Linked DNA regions of Homo sapiens: region 2 is linked to region 1. Evidence: chromatin contacts called from ENCODE Hi-C or POLR2A ChIA-PET data. All regions are on one chromosome and are shown on one strand. Each heading gives the region's core, a stretch centred on a gene start or an enhancer-like site at or near the end of the contact. The rest is flanking DNA. Distances are from core to core; before and after follow the strand shown. Region 1 overlaps GRAMD2B (GRAM domain containing 2B). Region 2 has its middle 57 kb from the start of ALDH7A1.

Region 1 (5,036 bases), core at 2,487-4,986:
AAATTCAGTGATCAAAGATACTTCATGTAACGACTCTGGTGTTTTTTTTTTTTTTTTTTGGCAAGAATATGGTAACATGATGGTAATTAGCAGGGAGAGGTGTAAAAGAAGCATATGAAAATAATATTATATCACTGGGCTTCTTTGTCAGTGGGTCAGGTTATGACCTCAAATGGCAGTATAACTATTACTGATGTGTAGAATTTTGACTTAAAAAAATGCTTGAGAGTAAAATCACCTGAGCTATCCATAATGCATTAGTGTCCATATCCTTTAGATCACCAGAAACAAAAAAATAAGAAAGCATCACCTGAATTTTACTATTGTTAGGATATACAAATCAAAATAGCATAAAAGATAACTCATATTTAAGTCAGAATTTTTGTTTTGGCCTGACTCCATGAATTTATGAAATTGTGTAAGGCAAGGAAAAGGCATTTAAAAAATGTCTCTGGGCTGGGCGAGGTGGCTCACATTTGTAGGTGGATTGTTTGAGCCCAGGAGTTCAACACCAGCCTGGGCAACATGGAAAAACCTGTCTCTACTAAAAATACAAAAAATTAGCTGGGTGTGGTGGTGTGCACCTGTAGTCCCAGCTACTTGGGAGGCTGAGGCGAGAGGATAGGTTGGGAGGTAGAGGTTCCAGTGAGCCGAGATTGCGCCACTGTACTCCAGCCTGGGCGATGATAGAGTGAGACCCTATCTGAAAAAAAAAAAAAAGTATCTTGGTTGGTTTCAAGGAATTGCATAAATGAATACCTGGGAAATGCTTTGGAGTATTGTGGAGTATATATAGGAAGGTATCTTAAATGTTTACAAAGTTTGAGAGGGCAACAATAATAATAATAGCATTTCCAGCTTATGGAAGATTGGTAATTTCTATTCACCAAAATAGTATGTATTTAATTATATTATAAAATATTAGAGTGCATAGAAATAGTATTACAACTGATAATCTTTTTAAGATTACACGTTTTGAAGGGCCAAATATATTGTGGACATTTGCTATTACTTTGGCCATTCAGCATCTGAAACCCCATGTTAGAATTCCCATTTATAACCTAGTTGGTAGAGGCGTAAAAATCCCAGATGCTTGCTTTCCCTCGCTTTGTAGTTAGTATGCAGGCTTATAACCTGGATTTCACCATTCGGATCTAGCTGCACCAGATTTTCACTTGGAAGCTAGTAAAGGAAAACCAAACAAACAATAGTATCCGCAAAGAAACAATAACTAAACCTAGGAATGGTGGAGCTGTCTTTCGCTCTGGATGAGTCAACTGTAGTGGTTGATGGAAAATAAAGTTTCAGTTAAAGAACTAGCAGCCATGTTGTGGGGGGTGGGAGTTGTGAGTTCTGATTCCTTGCAGAGAGCCACCTAATCTTGTAAATTAACTTATCTGATTAAAAAAAGGTAACGACTTCATTATACAAAACCTGTAGGATACAGAAAAGGTGTGTGGGCTTCTGTGTGTATGTATGTATGCATATACATATAAATATATATATATATATATATACACACACACATTGAGGGTTTTCTTCTTAAAGTTGGGATCATACCCTATAGTTTTATGTCTTTTAATGCAATTTTCGATATTTTCTATGCCTTTCTTTGACAATGCAATTTTAAATAACTGCATCATTTAACTGTTCTTCTATTGAATATTTAGACTCTCTAATATTTTGCTGTCAGAGGTTTCAAAGAATATTCTTGTATATAAACTTTACTATACTTCTGATTGTTGCTTTAGGATAAATTCCTAGATGGCAGATTACTAAAACTGAGTGAAATCTGAGGCTTTTTAAAGCTCTTGATATGGTTATAAAGTTGTTCTCCAGAGGTGGCTGACCCACTCTTGAATCACTAATGGGTTTTGAATAGAAAGTGCTGACACTGAACTTTAATAAAACTGTAATGTCAGACATAAATTTTTTTTTTTTTTGAGACAGAGTCTCGCTCTGTCGCCCAGGCTGGAGCGGCAGTGGCATGATCTGGGCTCACTGCAACCTCCACCTCCTGGGTTCAAGTGATTCTCCTGCCTCGGCCTCCCAAGTAGCTGGTACTACAGGTGTGCAAAAATATTTTTTAAAATAATGACTATTGTAGCTGTTATGAAAGCATACTACTTGCCTGACATGGCTATGTGCTTTAGAGACATCATCACATTGACTGATTGATTGACTGAGACAAGGTCTTGCTTTGTCACTCAGGCTAGGGTGCAATGGTGTGATCGTGGCTCACTGCAGCCTCAGTCTCCCAGACTTCAGCAATTCTCCTGAGTAGCTGGGACTATAGGCATGCATCACCACACCTGGCTAATTTATTTTTATTTTTAGTAGAAATGGGATCTTGCTGCGTTGTCCAGGCTGATCACAACCTCCTGAGCTCAAGCAGTCCTCCTGCCTTGGCCTCCGAGAATGCTGGGATTATAGGCATGAGCCACTGCACCTGGCTGACATTATCACATTTAATCCTCACACTGATACTTTTTACTGGTACTTTCAACCTCATCAATAAAATGGGGGGATATGGCCAAATATTTTGCTAAAGGTCACATAACTCATAAATGTGGACTGAGGAATGAAGCATTGTCTTTTTTTTTTTTCTTTTTTTTTTGACTTCAAAGTTCATTTTCTTTCCTTTAAACCGTTGTAACCCAAGAACTTAAATCCTTTTTTAGTTTTGAAATGATTACTTGGGAGGAAGGAAGTATAAGTGAGTTGGTAGTAGTAGATGGCAGGTGGAAAAAGAGTTAAAAAGCATAGTTAAGTCTTGGTTAAAGGAATTTACGAACTGACAAAACACAGTGTTAGCAGGGTGTTTCAACCAATGAGTATTTATTAAAAGCCAGAGGTGCACCAGGCACAGCTGTCCACTAGGCCAACAGATACAAACGATGTAACCAATTCGCTTATTAGCTTATCTGATTAAATAAAATACATTTCATAGAAATGATTATCAAATGCATTGCAGATAGAAACAGAATATCCTTTGTACTTACAGATCTTATGATACCCTAAACAATTATTAATAAAAACCAGCCAACCCATATGGTAAATAGTTAGCAAACCACCAGTTATTTTATTTTAGTCAGCAAAGGATAAAAACATACAAATTTCATGCTGAAAGGGATTTTAGCATTATTGAATGCTGAATACAGACATCCTGCTTGAAAACTACTAACATAGTCCACCTACAGTCTTAAAAATTCAGTGTTTTTCATCCTGTATTAAATCACTATTACACCTTTTGGCTTAAAAATTAGGTTTGGTTTCAAAATAAGTTTAATTTAGTACTTCAGTCACATGCCTCACAGATTCTTGACCAGGGCTGGGTAAGAATCAGTCCAATTAACTATTAGTTACAGCAACAAAACAAAACATAAACATAATGTTAAATTCACCTTGCTTGATATTCTTGCCAAAAAGGAATTGAGAAATTAAGACACACAGGTGATTTCAACCAGAACATAACAGGAGAACTGAAAAAAAAAAGACAAAATGTAGATGTTACTTGTTTGAAGCAAACCTGTCCACTTAGAGCCATTTATTGCCTTTTTGAGACTCATGGCTAATTCTTGAAAGGACCACATTGAGTTTGTCAGTATATGATGTATCCTTTAGTTTGAAAGTCGTTAAGAGGGGTGTAAGGGAGAGGCAGGAGGGCGGGAAGGACTAAAAAGGCACAGGGTGGAGTGTTTGCTGACGCCATCGTGGTAATTATCCAAGAGAGTGTGTTCGCTGGGCCCTTCCTGAGACCTCCAGAGATGGGTCTGTTTTCTTCAGGCAAAAGCAGCAAAATCTTCCTCAGAGAGTCAAGGTCAACTTTTATTGCACAAGAACCAAAATTATTTCCCTCCTCACTTTCCTGAGCTGGAGACCTCCACATGCAATGTCTGGATTCTCATCTGCTTGCACCTCTGACCAGCAGGGTGCACTCAAACAAAACGCCTCAGGAAGCACCTTCTTCAAAGGGAAACATGAGGTATTCCGATGGCCCAAGCAATCTGGTCGATCAGTCACCATTCTCAAGCAACTTCTGTAAGTTATTTTGTATCTTGAAATAAAAGAAAAGAAGTTCCTATTATTAAATAGAATGGAGTATATTAAGGGCATATTTGTTATAGTCTATATAGCATTCTATATTATTCCACTTTGAATAAAAAGCTACAAAAGGGTTAAATTTAGGTGAGGCAAATAGATGCTTTTTCATAGACTAGAACTCTGACAATCCACTTTTTCTTTGGGAAAAAGAAAGGGTCTCGCTCTGTCACCCAGGCTGGAATGCAGTGACGTGATCATGGTTCACTGCAGCCCTGACTTCCTGGGCTCAAGTGATCCTCCCACCTCAGCCTCCCAAGTAGCTGGGACTTCAGGCGTGCACCATCATGCCTGGCTAATTTTTGCACTTTTTGTATACATGGAGTTTCATCATGTTTCTCAGGCTGATCTAGAACTCCTGGGCTCAAGTGATCCTCCTGTCTCAGCCTCCCAAAGTGTTGAGATTACAGGTGTGAGCCACCATGTCCAGCTGACAATCCACTTTAAAATGAGGAAATACAGGGCTTAAAAAAAAAAAAAGAGAGAATGGCAGAAAGATGAAAATGTCAGTAGAGACTGAGATAAATGAGATGGAAGAAAAAGAACAAGGAACTGGCAACACCAGTGTGACCCAAATGCATTAGAAGACAATGGGAAATTGGTCTTTACACAACCCATTTGATGGTTTTAATCAGAAAAATCCCACATAATAATGTTTAACACTCCTGTTACTCCAATTAGATATTATTATTTAACATTTCCAAGAAGGTTGTGGATTTCACAGGGACAGAGACCAACCACGTCAGATGTTTGGATCTTAAGACGGGTCCGATGTTGGACATCAAAAATGTTCTCAGTAAATGACCGTTGAATAAAGGAACTTGTAAGAATTCATAGAAGCCGGGTGCTGTGGCTTGTGCCTGTAATCCCAGCACTTTGGGAGGATGAAGTGGGCAGATCACGAGGTCAGGAGTTCCAGACCAGCCTGGCCAACA
Region 2 (4,957 bases), core at 206-2,705, 46 kb before region 1:
AAGGAGATCCTTCTCTAGAGACATCTCGCTGGAAAGCTTATTCCTTTTTCTGTGTCTACATCTCCTGTTAGATGGCCCCTCTGCTGTGGCTCTGTAGATTCTACTAACATGACTCCTTTTTTTTATTCTTTAGTCTGCAAGTGGAGATGGAATTCTGTTGCTATTTTCTGAGTTTGTCTCCTTACCTCTAGGGACCTAGCTAGGTAACAGGTAAAAATCAACTGTCTTGTGGAAACGCCACTGCTAGAATGAGTGAACTTCAACTGTTTTTAGGCTTTTTGTTTCTCAAAATTAAAACTGCAGGAAAGGACCAAGCAATTTGCCTAGCATGGATCATTTACCTTTAAGGTAATTTACCTGCCCCTTGGCAAGGGGAGAGCAAAGCACCTGGATTAATAGTCCTAATGCTGAAATCAAGGACAGATAATTCCCCTAAAAGAAATGAGAGTTGTTATCCTAGGTAAGAAACACAGATGCTGCTAAGCTTAAATAATCTATTTCCACTGTATGAGGATGCTGATAATATCTGTCCCATACAATTGTTAGGATTAAAGCGTAAAATTATAAAAGTTAACAGTGCCTGGTAAGTTCATGATAAGGGCTCAATAAATGTTGGGTACTGTTATTAAGATGTTTTCCACATTCGTTTTCAGCTTTTAATATTTTAATTATTTTCCTAAATAAAATTTAGAAACATTTTCCAGGTTTTTAAAAAATTTCTTTGGGATTTTTATTGGACTCAAATTTATAAGTTAGGAAGAACTAATATATAATACTTAGATCTTAAAAACATCAATGATACGTATTTTGATCAAATTTTTATGGTTCCTAGCAAAATTCTGCAGTTTATTTCATGCAACGTCTTAACAACTTTTGTGTTTATTCCTATATATTTTATGATTTCGGATTTTTTTTTTTAAGTCTCTGTTGCCCAGTCTGGAGTGCAGTGGTGCTATCTCAGCTGACTGCAACCTCTGCCTCCCGGGTTCAAGTGATTCTCATACCTCAGCTTCTGGAGTAGCTGGGATTACAGGTGCGCACCACCATGCCTGGCTAATTTTTGTATTTTTAGTAGAGACAGTGTTTTGCCATGTTGGCCAGGCTGCCTTGGCCTCCCAAAGTGCTGGGATTACAGGTGTGAGCCACCGTGCCCGGCTCAGTTGTTACGGTGAATGGGATTCCCCATCTTATGCATAAATTACTGCAGAGACCAGTTACTTCCTAAGGTAGATTAGGTTTGAAAATAGAAATATAGATCCAACAACTACTCAATGTTTGCTATTTGCTTGTTGAGAATCCTTACAGCCTGGCAATTCCAGGGTTATAGAAATCTGGCCCACATTCAGATATAATTGAATTGTCTTTACAGTGTTGACCTGTAGGTGTCACTGTTGGTCAAAGCAATCATCTGTTTAGCAGGGAAGTGAGTTGTGTTGACTTTGTATCCAGGAGGTCACCATGGAAAAGTTTTTGCAGTCAACAGACAATGCCCCACATTTATGAGCTGCTTTACTTTCCAGCACCATTGGTAACTTGCCTTTCCTACTGCCTATAATTGCAGGTTTGTATCTTTTAAGTTAAAAATGTGGCTGGACGTAATGGCTTATCCCTGTAATCCCAACATTTGGGGAGGCTGAGGAGGGAGGGTTGCTTGAGCCCAGAAATTTGAGACAAGCCTAGGCAACATAGTGAGACCCTGTCCTAACAAAACAAAACTTTTTTTAAAAAAATTTTCCATCCATTCTTCTTTCCCTGCAGTGAGCATATGTGTGAGGTTATTCCATTTTGAATAACTCCATGGGTCATTCGTTTTATTTACACTTAAATGATGCTTACTGTGTTCCAGGCACTTTTAAAAGCACTTGGCAAATATAAACCCATGGAATTCTCATAACCCTAGGAAATAGATACTATTATGATCTTCACTTTATTGATTTGGAAACTGAGGCACAGAGAGGTTGAGTAACTTTCCCCAAGTCACACAGCTGATAAATGATGGGGCTGAGATTTGAATCCAAGTAGCCTGGCCTCATAGTATTCTTGTGAATGTGAATAGTGTCCCTGAAATAGCAGAGTTCTTATTTGCTCACCTTCCCTGTCTGACTCTTAATTGTTGACTTTTCCTTTTTTTTGCAGTGTCTTTTATTGTGACATAATCGTAACTTAAAGAAAAGTTGCAAGTACATAGAACTTTTCCCCCTAAATTATTTGAGAATGTTGTTGATCTGATGCCCTGTTACTCCCAAATGCTTTAGTGTATATTTCCCACAGACAAGGACATTTTCCTGCATAACTACATTACAACCATCAAAATCAGAAAATTAGGATTGATGTGTGTATTAGTCTGTTCTCACAGTGCTATAAAGAACTACCTGAGACTGAGTAATTTATGAGAAAAGAGGTTTAATTGACTCACAGTTCCACAGGCTGTACGGGAGGTGTGGCTGGGGAGGCCTCACGAAACTTATCATGGCGGAAGGCGAAGGGAAGCAGGCATGGTCTTCACGTGGTCGGAGCCGGAGGAAGAAAGTGAGGGGGGAAGAGCTACACACTTTTTTTTTTTTTTTTTTTTTTTGAGACGGAGTCTCGCTCTGTCCTCCAGGATGGAGTCCAGTGGCGTGATCTCCGCTCAGTGGTGCGATCTCTGCTCACTGCAAGCTCCGCCTCCCCTCCCGGGTTCACGCCATTGTCCTGCCTCAGCTTCCCAAGTAGCTGGGACTACAGACGCGTGCCACCATGCCCGGCTAATTTTTTTGTACTTTTAGTAGAGACGAGGTTTCACCGTGTTAGCCACGATGGTCTGGATCTCTGACCTCGTGATCCACCCACCTTGGCCTCCCAAAGTGCTGGGATTACAGGCGTGAGCCACCGCGCCCGGCCGCGCTACACACTTTTAAACCACCAGGTCTCTTGAGAACTCTATCACAAGACAGCACTATGGGGATGGCGCTAAACCATTAGAAACCACCCATATGATCCAATCAGCTTCCACCAGGCTCCACCTCCAACAATGGGGATCACAATATGTAAGATTCGGGTGGAGACACATAGCCGAATCCTATCAACGTGTTACTAATATCTAATCCTCAGATCCCGTTCAACTTTTGCCCCTTGTATGTTGTCATATCTCTTTAGTCTCTTTTAGTCTTCTCTTGACTTTCATGCTTTTGAAATTACACGCCACTTATTTCATAGATCATCCCTCGACTTGACGTTTCCTCATAATGTAATTCAGGTTGTGCATCTTAAGCCCTACACTCACAGAGAAACACCGTATTCTCACCTGCATCCTACCAGGCAGTGTGTGATGTCATTTCCGTTTGCCCATACCAATGATATTAACTTTGATTCTTGATTAAGGTGGTGTCTGCCAGCGTTCTCCCCTGTGAAACATCTCTTTTACCCTTTGTAAATTAATAGGTCTTTGTGAGGGGAGATACTTTGAAACTATGAACCTGTCCTGCTCTCCATCAAACTTTCCATTGATTCACTTATTTATATTTGTATGTACTTAAATTTTTCTATTTTATCCAATGAGTTATAATCCATTTATTACATTACTTACTTTGATGCTCGAACTAAATTTTTATATCCCTGATTTGGCCAGCAGGACTCCCTTCAAGCTGGCTTCACTGTCCTTTCAACACGTTCCTGTCCTTCTCTGAGCACTTCCTTTCTTTTTGGCACAAGATGTTCCAGGTTCAGTTTGTACTTTTCCTGCCCAAGCCCTAGAATCAGCCGTTTCTTCAAGGATCCCAGGTCTTTTTTGGTAAAGCATCATGTTTATAAGCCAGAGTCTAGTGTAGGGATGCCTGTTGATGTGGGCATGTCACTGCTCCCAGGCCCTTGCAGCTGGCAGACATTTACATCTACATTTATTTATAAATCTGTTTATATGGACAAGTGTGAGTTTACATAAAACTTCCGAATCCTATCCAACACCACAGCGTTCCTTTTTAGTTTTCCCTTTCACTATCTGCAACTCTTGTCTCTGATGAGAAACCTGCCTCACTACCCTTGATGCATTTTTTTGTAGATCACTCCTTGTGTATCACTTATCTCCCATCTCATGAGGACGCCCTCCCCACCTCTCTCCGGTTCTGATGGTGCTGGACTTGTCCTTACATGAGTGCCCTCATCACCTAGTTGAGGCTCTGACACCCATGTACAGCTCCTCTACGTGGAGGCACTCTTCTCACCCATCTAATGGCTTCAGGACTGAATTGTTTGGGAAGAGAAGAGGTAGAGAAAGAAGAACTGATCTTTCCTTAAATGCAGAATTTTGAGTCAGAATCAAAATAGTACTTGACTGCCCCATGCTTGCTCTGGGGCAGAAAGGAGAGATGCCTGGACTTAAGCTGGAAGAGTGGAATAGGAGGAGTGGGCACAGGTCCCGGAGGTAGAGCACCTGCATTCCAGGCACAGCTCTGTTTCTAAGGGGCCAAATGATCTTAGAGAAGTAATTTGATCTCTTTGTGCCCCAGCTCTTCCAATAATGAATTGGACCAAATCTAAATCAAAGACTGGTGCCCTATGGCCAAAATTGGTCTAAGTGCTTATTTTGTTTGGGAGTCAACTTCCTTTCTTTCTTTCTTTTTTTTTTTTTTTTTGAGACAGGTCTCCCACTGTTGCCCAGGCTGGAGTGCAGTGTTGTGGTCATGGCTCACTGCAGCCTTGACTGCCTGGGCTCAAGTAATCCTCCCACTTCAACCTCTCAAGTAGCTGGTACCACAGGCGCATGCCACCATGCCTGGCGAATTTTTGTATTTCTTGTAGAGATAGGGTTTTGCCATGTTTCCTAGGCTGCTCTCAAAATCCTGAGCTCAAGCAATCCACCCGCCTCAGCCTCCCAATGTGCTGGGAGTGATACAGAGAGGAGGCAGGGAGATACTGCGTAGAAGAGGGTGGTTCCCTGGCAAAGTCCCCACCCTGAAGCTTGGAAACCCACGGCCCTAAA

The links. Hi-C counts contacts between places; a loop is a spot of excess contacts on that map. ChIA-PET counts read pairs that join two places held with the same protein, here RNA polymerase II (POLR2A). Pooled maps may share reads with other maps.
Region 2: a loop to region 1 is called in a map of MCF 10A, with 8 times the contacts of the local background. The contact joins two enhancer-like sites. A Hi-C loop is called at or near these places in 43 of 168 maps with a recorded cell type or tissue (CD4-positive, alpha-beta T cell, CD4-positive, alpha-beta memory T cell, CD8-positive, alpha-beta T cell and 26 more), 23 of 37 single-sample maps with no recorded cell type and 42 of 50 pooled maps. POLR2A ChIA-PET finds 5 or more read pairs at or near these places in 8 of 52 experiments (CD4-positive, alpha-beta T cell, HEK293T, MCF 10A and 5 more).

What each region holds. Positions count from the first base shown.
Region 1 is chr5:126,491,936-126,496,971 of GRCh38, reverse strand. It overlaps GRAMD2B (GRAM domain containing 2B), which reads right to left. Exons shown (of 14, transcript NM_023927.4): 14 at 2,608-4,057. The coding sequence ends at 4,016. Among named protein-coding and RNA genes, the nearest start is that of GRAMD2B, 71 kb to the right of the region's middle. RefSeq lists an enhancer at 3,675-4,230. Within about 2 kb of position 3,736, at least 3 of the 41 ENCODE cell types and tissues checked have a DNase peak (open chromatin) inside an H3K27ac peak, as active enhancers do.
Region 2 is chr5:126,535,774-126,540,730 of GRCh38, reverse strand. No RefSeq gene overlaps it. Among named protein-coding and RNA genes, the nearest start is that of ALDH7A1, 57 kb to the left of the region's middle. Within about 2 kb of position 1,455, at least 6 of the 41 ENCODE cell types and tissues checked have a DNase peak (open chromatin) inside an H3K27ac peak, as active enhancers do.